Linked DNA regions of Homo sapiens: all the other regions are linked to region 1. Evidence: chromatin contacts called from ENCODE Hi-C or POLR2A ChIA-PET data. All regions are on one chromosome and are shown on one strand. Each heading gives the region's core, a stretch centred on a gene start or an enhancer-like site at or near the end of the contact. The rest is flanking DNA. Distances are from core to core; before and after follow the strand shown. Region 1 holds the start of TOLLIP (toll interacting protein). Region 2 holds the start of HRAS (HRas proto-oncogene, GTPase). Region 3 holds the start of PANO1 (proapoptotic nucleolar protein 1).

Region 1 (3,875 bases), core at 453-2,952:
GGAGAAACACCAGGACTTGTGGATACAGTGTTAAGGGTGGGGAGCCCTGGTGACCCCTCCACCACGTCCAGTACTGGGCTGCGCGAGGGCAGGGACCTTGGAGCATCGTGAAAAAGGACTTTTTCCACCCACGGCATGTTCAGAGCCACTGTTGATAAAAACTGTACCGCTCACGACAGCCTGCCCCAGCCCAGCCTCAGTGAGTGACACGGTTTGAATCTGTGTCCCCGCCAAATCTCACGCTGAATTATGATCCCCAATGTTGGAGGTGGGGCCTGGCAGGGTGGGTGTGTGGGTCACAGGGACAGATCCCTCGTGGCTTGGTGCTGTCCCGGTGATAGTGAGTTCTCACAAGATCTGGTCATTACAGTGTGTGGCACCTCCCCACCCCCAACTCTCTTGCTGCTTTCGCCATGTGACGTGTAAGCTCCCACTTGGCCTTCCGCCATGACTGGGAGCTTCCAGAGGCCTCCCCAGGAGCAGATGCCGGCACCATGCTACCTGTACAGCCTGCAGAACCGGGAGCCAATTAAATCTCTTTTCTTACAAATTACCCAGTCTCGGTATTCCTTTACAGCAATGCAAGAAGGCCCTAACAGTGAGCCAGGAGGCCACTCACGCCAGGAGCCCATCATCTCTGAGTCAGTCTACACCAGCTCTCCTGCAATATTAATGCTATAGAAGAAACTGCCAGGCAACTCTCAGGAGAGAATTCAGAGCAGGAAAGGTTCTCTGAAGTTCCTGGCGCCTATCCTCTCATTTGCAAATGAAGAAACTGAGGTTTTGCACGGTGGCCACTAACCGGGGACACAATTGGGCCCAAGAAGTGGTCACCACTGCCCTCACTCTGTGTAAATGAGAAAGAGGAAACAGCCATCATCTATGGGACCAACTAGAGTGCAGGCCCGCCTCCACCTGGGGGGCCATCAGGGTGCGGGACCCGCCTCCACCTGGGGGGGCCATCAGGGTGCGGGGCCCGCCTCCATCTAGGGTGCCATCAGGGTGCGGGACCCGCCTCCACCTGGGGGGCCATCAGGGAGCAGGGCCCGCATCCATCTAGGGGACCATTAGGGTTCAGGGCCCGCCTCCACCTGGGGGACCATTAGGGTGCGGGGCCCTCCTCCATTCGGGAGTCAGAGCTCGGGGCCGCCTCCATCTGGGCACCGGGCCCTCCTCCATCTGGAGACCATTGGGGAGCGGGGCCTGCCTCCCTCTGGGGCACCATGGGGCACGGGGCCCGCCTCCATCTGGGGCTCACAACGGGCGCAGGCCCCCTCCCCCGGGGCTGCCTCCCCAAAGCTCTGCCCCGGCACGGCGGTGAGCTCAAGCCTCCTGCAGCGTGGGCGCGTCCGTCCGGCCCGCCCCGCCCCGAGGTGTGGACGCCGCCGCTCCCCTCCGGCCGGCCAGGCGCCCCGCGTGCCCCGGGAGAGCCGCGGAGTCGGCCCGCCAGCCGCAGCTGAGCAGTAGCCCTGACCCAAGGCCCCGCCCGCAACCGCAGGTCACCGCCCCCGCCCGACCCTCGCCCGGCTGCCTCACCGGCCCGCGCTGAGTGCTGACGGTGGTCGCCATGGTGCTGCGGCGGCCCCCGTGGCTCGCCGACCCGACAGTGACGCGCCGGGCGACCTCCTGCGCCCCCGCCGGAGCCTGCGACGGAGACAGTTGTCACCTCGAGGCCGCCGCCGCCACAGTCAGCTGACAGCCGCCGCGCCCCGCCCCCGGCACCGCCCCACTGCGCAGGCGCCGCGCCAGGCACCGCCCCTTCCGGCTCTCGCGCGCACGCGCGCTCCAGGGTAGGGCAGGCGCAGCCTCTCGCCCGGCGCCTGCGCACCTGCTCTCTCCTCGAGCCCTGCAGCCCGGCGAAATGGCTCCCGGCGGGGCCGTTTGCGCATGCCCAGTCATGACGGTTGTCGGCGCGGGCCCTAGCGTGGCGGCGCTGCAGTCTGGGCAGTGGGTTGGTTCCTCCTCGGTCCTCTGTCGAGTGGCGACAGGGCCTAGCCACCTGGCGGGGGTGACCTTCGGACGTGCGACCCGCTCGGAGAAGGGAGGGAACTGTGGCCCGCAACAAAGCAGTGACAGGCCCGACATCCCCTGCAGGGCGATCTTTCCCTCAGCTGCCTGCCGGAGGAAGGGCCTTTCTGTTTCACAGGGCTAAAGATGGGGCGCGGTTCCTCCACGGGGCGGCTGCCGGGTGAACGGAACGGGGATGGAGGCGCTGCCAGAAGAGCCCGAGCTCGAGCCCGCCCTGCCCTCGGCCTCCCCGCCGCGCCGCTCCGCAGGAGCCCCGCTCCTCTCCTGCTCGCTCCGGAGAACCCCAGTCCGGCCTGACCTCGGCCCTCGCGGTCAGGCGCTCCAACCAGAGCGACTCCAGCTCGAACAGCGCTGGGTAAACTGAGGCTGAACCCCGCTGGCTGCATCCCCAGGAGTCGGGCGTTTACGGTCACGGGAACAGGTTAATAAACTTTTACGCAGCAGACCCGGAACTTAGGTCCCGATGTCCGGGTATCTTAAGAACAAGAAGCATTCTTAGTTGAAGTTTCGCTTTAAAGATAATGATACAGATGCTTGCGGAGGACAGGCGTTATGCAAAGATTGGCAATCCTTTGACGAGCCCAGGTAGTACAGCACGTCTCCCCCGTGATGTTTTTTGGCTTTTATCTTACATATAAACAAGCGTACCCAGGTGGACGCCTTCCTCCTCGTGCTTTTGGGAACACCCTGCTCTATGGAGTAGCCATTCTTTTATTCCTTCACTGCCTTAATAAACTTGCTTTCACTTTACTCTGTGGACTGGCCTGGAATTCTTTCTTCCACAAGATCCACGAATCCTCTTTTGGGGTCTGGATCAGGACCCTTTTCCGGTAACACAACCACTCCACTAAAAACTCTTTGTCAGTGATCTCTATATTGTTAGTGGTCAGTTCTCAGTCCTCGTCCTCCGGGAACTACAGCAAAATCGATAGTCATTCTTGCTACACATGCTTTCTTCACTCCCCATCCAGGACACCATGTGCTCTCACTTTCCTCTTATCCCAAAGACCACATCTTTGGGTCTCGGTTACCAGTCTCTCCTTTTAAAACCGGCAGCCTGGCCGCTTGCCTGTTTTGATGGGGTGTAGAGAAAAAGAACGAAAGCCCCTTCCTCAAGTTGTAGCTTAACATCCAGCCAATCCACAGCACAAGACCCAAGAAGCTATTAACCACAAGTTCCTGCTTTGGGGGCCTAGGGACTTCCCCGGGCCCCACATGTGCAGTTAGACTTATACTTCAACTATTGTTACCCCTTCCTCATTTTCACGCTAAAAATCACACCTAGGGGTAGAGATTTAAAATGTGAATGTTGCATGCAATGCATGAAGAAGCATGCAAAGCTACTGAGAAGCACTAGACAAACCCCTCCTATCCATGCCTGGACCAATCCCTTCCCTGTGAAACTAACCCACGTGCCACCCCCTGGCGGCGGGGCCCCCCACCGTTTTCCTTTCATGGTGCTGACTTCCTTGTGCACAAGCTAAATAAAGATTTCTCTTTCTCCTCGCTGCTATGTCTGCTGATCTCTCTTTATTTCTATCCTGGGAGATTACAAGATGCCAGGGCACACTGGTAACACTTTGACTCCTTAACATCGGAGTGCCTTACCTCAGGGCTCAGTCCTTGCACATCTTTTCTATCTACATCCTCAGTGAGCTCATCCAGTTCCATTCCTTTAAATGCCATCCATATGCTGATGATCCTAAAATCTGTATCTCCCACCAGGACCTCCGCTAAACACTAGATTCAGCTCTTGCCTTAATATTATTCCCCTATGGGGTGGACAGGTTGTAAGGTAGACATATGATCCCTGCCTCCTGGTGTTCACATCCTTGAATAATCCTCTT
Region 2 (2,745 bases), core at 246-2,745, 770 kb before region 1:
CTCTAGAGGAAGCAGGAGACAGGGCCACAGCACCATGCAGGGGACCAGGGGCTGCAGCCAGCCCTATCCTGGCTGTGTCCTGGGCTCGCCCGCAGCAGCTGCTGGCACCTGGACGGCGGCGCCAGGCTCACCTCTATAGTGGGGTCGTATTCGTCCACAAAATGGTTCTGGATCAGCTGGATGGTCAGCGCACTCTTGCCCACACCGCCGGCGCCCACCACCACCAGCTTATATTCCGTCATCGCTCCTCAGGGGCCTGCGGCCCGGGGTCCTCCTACAGGGTCTCCTGCCCCACCTGCCAAGGAGGGCCCTGCTCAGCCAGGCCCAGGCCCAGCCCCAGGCCCCACAGGGCAGCTGCTGGCAGGGCCATCTGAAGGGCAAACCCACAGCGGTCCCTGGGCCCCAACGCCAGGCAGCAAGGACTGCAGCGTGCCTACCTGTGCAGCTGCAACCCAGCGTGCGGGAGGGCTGTCGCCTCGCCCCCACTTGCTCTTAATGACCCAGTGATGGGAAAAGGGACCCAGCCCTCAAAGGCAGGGCTGACAGCTGAGCGCTCTCAACCACGCACCCAAATTAGAAGCTGCTGGGTCGGCAGAAAGGCTAAAGGGAGGCGCCCGAGGGCTGAGGTTACCGTCCTCCAGAACAGGTCTGGCCACGGCGGAGCGCGCCACGGCGTGCCCGGGCAGGCTAGTGCCAGCCTGCAGGCCCCGCGGCGCTGGTGCCTCCGACAAGTATTTGCTGAGCGCCTACTGCGTACTAGGCGCCGCCGAGGGGAGGGCAGACCCGGGCAGCGCCCCGCACCCCCGGCGGGGAACCGGGGGCATCTTTCAGCCACAGAAAGCTGGAGAAGACAGAGGAGCTCCTGGGAAGCAGGGACTGAGCGACAGGAAGGGGCCGAGAAGCGGCGCGGGAGACCCGGAGAGGGAAAAGGCACTGGGGCTGAGGCCCCCGGCCTGGTCCGCGACCTGTGATGCTGAATCGGGGGTGCCCGGGCGTGCCGTGGCCGCGGCCGCCTCCTCCCAGACGCCCCCGGGTGTGAGGGCGCCGGGCCCGAGGCTCCCGGGTACGCCGGCGTGGGGACCGTGCCCAGCGCGAGGCCACGGGTGGGGCCCGGATTCCCGCAGGCCCCAGGGAGGAAGGGGCCCCCGCCCGCCGCAGCCCCCGACGCCCGCTCACCTGTGCCCGCGGGCCCCGCCCGGCCCCACCCACCCGCCGCCGCCGCCGCCGCCGCCGCTTACGCCCGCCGGCCCCGCGCCCCCGGCCCGCGCCGCGCGTATTGCTGCCGCCTGGGGGCGAGGAGGGCGCGCGGCCCGGCCGATCCCTGCCCGCACTCACCGTTCACAGGCGCGACTGCCCCCGGGGCCAGGGCCGGGGCCGAGGCCGGGGCGGGGCGGGGGCGGGGGCGCGCGGTTCGCCCCGCGCATGGGCTCCGTCCGCGGCGGGTGCGGCTCGGGTTGCGGGCGCAGGGCACGGGCGGCGGAGACTCGGGCGGGCCTGCGCACGCCCCGCCCCGCGCCCGTCCGTCTGCCAGGCGCGGCCTACCATTGGCTGCGCGCCATCGGGCCCCGCCCCACCCCGGTTGGCTGAGCGGCCCGTCTGTCAGGAGCCGCGGTCGGGCGGGGCTTCCGGGAGCAACGCGGGAGGCGGAGCCAGTAGGGCCGCGGCCTCTCGGGGTTGGGCTTGGCTGGAGACCGGAGCCGAGCTCGGGGTTGCTCGAGGAAGGCCAGGGAGCCGGTGTCTGGGGGCCCGGGGCGGCATCTCCGAGCAGGGCCCCGGGCTCTCCCGGGAACAGGCCGGCGAGAGAACCCGACTCAGCGGTGCCGGTGCACCAGAGGCCCTCCCTGCGCCGGCAGCGCGGCGCCGCCCACCGCGGAGGTCCCGGGGCTACGGGCTGGGGAAAGGCTGGGATCCGCCGGGACCAAGGCGGGATGCTCGGAGCTGGGGGCCCCCGGGTGGCCGCGGGGTCCGGTTGCCCGGCTGCCCTTCCGCGCAGGTGGAGCGGCCGCGCACCCCACCTACCACCACGCACCCCAGCTCCCCTACTCCCACCGCAACCCACCCCGAGGACGCTTGCAGCCCCGGTGGGGTTCCGGGCGGCGGGCGCAGCCGTGTGCCCTGGGGCCAGGCGTGAGAACGCCCCCTCCACCACTCTCCTCTTTCTCGGGCCTGCGTGGCAGGCGACCCTGCCCGCCCAGTCCCCCCAAACTTGAGGTTCCAACGCTGCAGAAGCTCAGCGTGGTCCAGTTAAACCGTACCCACAAGTTGCCACAGGGGAGCGAAGTGCCCAGGGCTCACCCCAAGCACATAGACGCACATCCTAGCTCTTTCAAACCCAAAAAGACATGTTTTTAACATTTTTTAAAATTGCAAAGGAATCAGAAATACATCCTCATTAAAAAACAAAAAGGGCCGGGCGCGGTGGCTCACGCCTATAATCCCAGCACTTCGGGAGGCCTAAGCGGGTGGATTACTTGAGGTCAGGAGTTCAAGACCAGCCTGGCCAACATGATGAAACCCTGTCTCTACTAAAAACACAAAAAATTAGTCGGCTGCAGTGGCGCGCGCCTGTAGTCCCAGCTACTCGGGAGGCTGAGGCAGGAGAATCGCTGGAACCCGGGAGGCGGATGTTGCGGTGAGCCGAAATCGCGCCACTGCACTGGGCAACAGAGCGCTACTTCGTCTCAAAACAAAAAAGGCGTTTTACAGTCAGGCAAACCCTGCCTCTGCCCAGTCCAGCGCCCGCCT
Region 3 (3,875 bases), core at 1-2,500, 510 kb before region 1:
GAGAGATGAGCAGGGGTGGGTCTGACTCAGGCTGACCTGGCACAGCGAGGCCACCCACCGACAGGGACCTCAGCGCGTGGCCACCACACCCCCAGCACACATGTGTTCCTGTCTGCTGCCTGTGGGTTGAACCCTATAGCATTTCCTGGCCTGGATCTGTCTAGGGCTGGTACTCTGAGAATGAGGCTTTCTCCGGGCCAGGGTACCCTGTATGTACCTGGACAGGGAATCCGGTGCTGTGGAGCAGAGATGGGCTAACACCCACTCGTGTCTGTGGGATGTGTGTCTGCTAGGGGCAGATGCATGTCAGGGAAGCCTCATGCTGGGCCACAAAAAAGGCCTGCTGTCCACAGGGAAGAGCTAGCTGGGTGCCAGAGGCCACTGTTGCCACCCACAGGCCCTGCTCACCTGGCAGGTCCAGAGGGCACACGAGCTGGCATGCCCAGAGCCCTCTGCCCCACCACCCGTCCCACTCAGGGCTTCACCGTCAGACCTGCCTTTCCCTGCCTCAGCCAGTGGTGGTGACAAGCTGACCTCTGAACTTCTACCTGATCCCTCCTAGCCCCCCCCACCCCTGCCGCCCCACTCTTCGGGTGCAGACTGGCCACAGCTCTCCGGGCTGCGCTGGGCCCTTCATCTCCACTCTAGTCCCTCCCAGGGGTGTACCCTGGCCCTCCAGGGACTGAGCAACCCCCTTCCTCCTGGGAGCCTATCTCCAGTCTGGGATGAGGACACCTGCATGATAGGGGCAATCCTGGAAGTCAGGCCGACCGAGGTGGGGAGCGGCCATTCGTCCCAAGAAGAGAAGCAGGCCCAGAGATCCCAGGGCGGAGAGGCAGGCCTGGGCCCGCACGTCACCCAGTGCAGCGGAGAGGAGCTTCTGGGTGGAGAATGATGACAGTGAGGGGCTCTGCCTGGGGAAGAACCGGCAGGGGTTCCCTCTGAACGCCAACCCCGCCTTTCTCTGCCCTCACTCGGCAGTTCCCACCCCTGGTTTATGAGACAGCTGGCCAGGGCCCTCCCCCTGCACTGATGTTGCTATAGAAACCCTGCAGCCCCAGCCGGGCCCCGGGCTGTGAGCCGTCACTGTCCCCCCTTCATAGTCAGGTGAACTGAGGCCACAGGCAAGCCAGGGAGACAGCAGGAGAGCAGAGACCACCCCACAGGAAGATACCGCTGCTTCCGAATCTGCAGGGGTAAAATCCTCCACCCAAGAAGCCGCCAGGCTCCTCCTACCCCCAAGAAAGGCAATGGGGGTGAGGCTCCGAGTCTGGCCGGCGGCTCCCCATTCAATCTCCCGCTGTCCCCGTCCTCTTGGGGCGGTGCTTTCTATCCTGCTGGCTGGAGGGTCCCGGAAGGGGACTCCAACTGCGCGATGCCTCGGCCAGAGGACAAAGGAGAAGCGGGTTGGGGGCCGCTCTCTGCGCTCGGAGGCCGGCTCAGGCCCCTGCCCTACTGCTGGGGCTCAGCCGACCGCTCCGTCCTCCGCCTGGCCACCGCGACTCCGGCCACGCACGTGTCCACAGATGTCCGGTGAACTCCCACGTGTGCGTCCCACACGGGTCGGCCTTTCTTCCTTGGGCTCGGGCCCCGGACACCCACCCTCGGGGACACGTATGTGCGGGGAGCGCGCCCGGAACCGTCGGGGCCGAGCACGGCGTCTCACGCCAGAGCAGCCGCGGATCGGAGCATCCGCTGGTCCAGGACCCCCCCTCCCGCCCGCCAGGCCACGTTGTTCGGGCAGCTGTCACCTCCCTCGGCCGCCGCAGCACCTCTCGCCCCCGCAGCCCGGCCGCGTTCGGATGGGCGCAGCAGAAGGGAGCCGCCGGGCAGACACTCACCACGCTCGCCGCCGCCGCCGCGCTCGCCTGCCCGCCCCGCGCTCGGCCAGCACCTAGGCGGGGAGGCGCGTCCGCTCGGCGCCGCGCGCGCTCCGCCCTCGGCCTCCTCCGGGCTTCGGCTCCCCCTCCTGGCCGTCGAGGCTACTGCGCCCAGCCAGGCCACAGCCACGCGCCCACCCGCCCCCTGGCCGTGGGTTCCCCCGGGCAGGGTGGCAGTTCTGCGCGCAGAGGCCGGGCCGCGCGTCCCCAAGGTCCTTTCTTGGTTTCCGGGCCTCAGGCCCCTGCAGGCACAAGGACCCGCGGGGCGCGGGCAGGTGGCAGAGCGCCGGTGGATGAGGGTGCCCTGGGGGAGGCGTGGCCTCCAGGGCAGACACAGGTGATCCGTGGAACTGCTGGGCCAGCGCAATGGAGAAGTGGAGGCACAACCCCACCCGCCGAACAGCGACTTTGTATCCAAAGCACCCCACTTGGGGCTGGGCGCAGTGGCTCACACCTGCAATCCCAGCACTTTTGGAGGCCGAGGCAGGCGGATCACTTAAGGTCAGGAGTTCGAGACCAGCCTGGCCAACATGGTGAAACCCCGTCTACTAAAAATACAAAAATTAGCCAGCGTGGTGGCAAGTGCCCTAGTCCCAGCTACTTGAGAGGGTGACGCAGAATCGCTTGAACCTGGGAGGCAGAGGTTGCAGTGAGCTGAGATCATGCCACTGCACTCCAGCCTGGGTGACAGAAACTCCATTTAAAAAAAAAAAAAAAGTAGCCCATGTGGGTTACTTTGTAGCACAGCTCCTCCCTCCCAGGAAGATGAGGACCCACAGGAGGCCCCAGGCACAGTGGGAGAGGACAGGACCAGGATGTGGGGCACCTGTGCACACAGGCCTCCCTCCCCGCAGGGGCCAGGCCTCTACCCCACCACCCTCCGCCCTCCAACGGCTTCTCCATCCAACAAATAAATCAAGCTCTGAGGTGAAAGAAACAGTGCAGTTTTGTTGCTCACAGGGACCCGTCCCCACACACTGGAGAGACTTGAAGGTGGGGGCTCTGCCCATCCACTGGGGAATATCTGGGCCAGCCTAAAAGTCTGTGGGGCCTAGGCCTGGGCAGGCTCTGGGGGCTGTGGAGCCGAGGAGCCAGGCAGAGCGGGGTCCTTGGGGGCCAAGCCCATGCGTCGGATGCTGTCCTGGTACTTGCGGCGGCCGAGCTCCAAGACTGCGCGCACCTCTTCAGCCACGTCCTGCCGGTCACTCTGCTCCAGGGCCTGCACCAGGAGCCCCACAGCCCCTGGCTGCCCAGCCTGGCGCTCAGCCCAGGAGAAGAGCATGTGACGGATCTGCTCATCCAGATCATCCCTGCAGGCAGAGGATGGGCGACAGAGGGGTCCTGTCCACCTGCCCAGGACCCCCCACCACACTCTGCCTCGGAGTGTGGGGGAGTTCCCGGCTCCTGGGGCCAGGTGCGGCCAGACCTTTCCTTTCCAGCCTGGTGTTTGCCCTTCCCCCACCTCCCCTGGAAGAAACTTCTGTCAGAATCAGGTGGGCCCTCCAGGCAGCCAGGGCTCAGCCCTGGGGCTGGCAGCCAGCGGGCAGTGGGAGCCTCACCGGAACTCGTGCCGGATGCGCTGCACCTCCCGGTAGGACACCCCCAGGTGCAGGGCCACGGCTGGCCAGTCCAGACCCAGACGCCCAGCCACACTCAGCAGGTTGCTCTGCGTCAGAAAGCCGGTCTCGGCATCTCCCAGATTCAAGGGTGCCAAGGAGAGGCCAGCCCCCCGCCGTGGCCCCTCGGACCCTCGAAGTCTCTGTTGGAAGGAAAAAGTGCATTAAGCCCTGGGCTCCACCCCCAACTCCACCATGTCACCCTGGTCACCCCTGGGCCTCGGTCCTGCCCCGCCCCTCTGCTGTCCCTCAGTCCCACCGGCAGCTTGATGGGCAGAGTGGCCATCCACAGGGCGTCTGCGCCCTTCCTCTGCCGGGCAGCCTCAGCCTCCTCGGGCACCCGCACAGGCACCGCGCCACGGTAGAAGGACACCTGAAG

The links. Hi-C counts contacts between places; a loop is a spot of excess contacts on that map. ChIA-PET counts read pairs that join two places held with the same protein, here RNA polymerase II (POLR2A). Pooled maps may share reads with other maps.
Region 2: a map of B cell shows a loop between it and region 1 (23-fold over the local background). The contact joins the promoter of HRAS here to the promoter of TOLLIP in region 1. A Hi-C loop is called at or near these places in 1 of 168 maps with a recorded cell type or tissue (B cell), 1 of 37 single-sample maps with no recorded cell type and 3 of 50 pooled maps. POLR2A ChIA-PET finds 5 or more read pairs at or near these places in 1 of 52 experiments (GM12878).
Region 3: a loop to region 1 is called in a pooled map, with 11 times the contacts of the local background. The contact joins the promoter of PANO1 here to the promoter of TOLLIP in region 1. A Hi-C loop is called at or near these places in 1 of 168 maps with a recorded cell type or tissue (naive thymus-derived CD4-positive, alpha-beta T cell) and 8 of 50 pooled maps. POLR2A ChIA-PET finds 5 or more read pairs at or near these places in 1 of 52 experiments (GM12878).

What each region holds. Positions count from the first base shown.
Region 1 is chr11:1,307,930-1,311,804 of GRCh38, forward strand. TOLLIP (toll interacting protein) reads right to left here and starts at 1,703. Exons shown (of 6, transcript NM_019009.4): 1 at 1,537-1,703. The coding sequence starts at 1,569. TOLLIP-DT (TOLLIP divergent transcript) reads left to right here and starts at 1,779. Exons shown (of 1, transcript NR_029409.1): 1 at 1,779-2,778. RefSeq lists silencers at 1,159-1,868, 3,394-3,523 and an enhancer at 2,099-2,860.
Region 2 is chr11:534,081-536,825 of GRCh38, forward strand. HRAS (HRas proto-oncogene, GTPase) reads right to left here and starts at 1,496. Exons shown (of 6, transcript NM_005343.4): 1 at 1,336-1,496; 2 at 132-295. The coding sequence starts at 242. It also overlaps a transcript of LRRC56 not described here. RefSeq lists enhancers at 1-569, 570-1,426, 1,448-2,155 and a silencer at 433-592.
Region 3 is chr11:796,376-800,250 of GRCh38, forward strand. PANO1 (proapoptotic nucleolar protein 1) reads left to right here and starts at 1,251. Exons shown (of 1, transcript XM_034751809.2): 1 at 1,251-2,817. The coding sequence starts at 1,251. The coding sequence ends at 1,898. SLC25A22 (solute carrier family 25 member 22) reads right to left here and starts at 1,906. Exons shown (of 10, transcript NM_001191061.2): 1 at 1,842-1,906. PIDD1 (p53-induced death domain protein 1) reads right to left here. Exons shown (of 16, transcript NM_145886.4): 14 at 3,756-3,869; 15 at 3,440-3,639; 16 at 2,809-3,190. The coding sequence ends at 2,932. RefSeq lists enhancers at 1-445, 51-190, 751-820, 891-950, 1,091-1,260 and 1 more and a silencer at 1,621-2,280.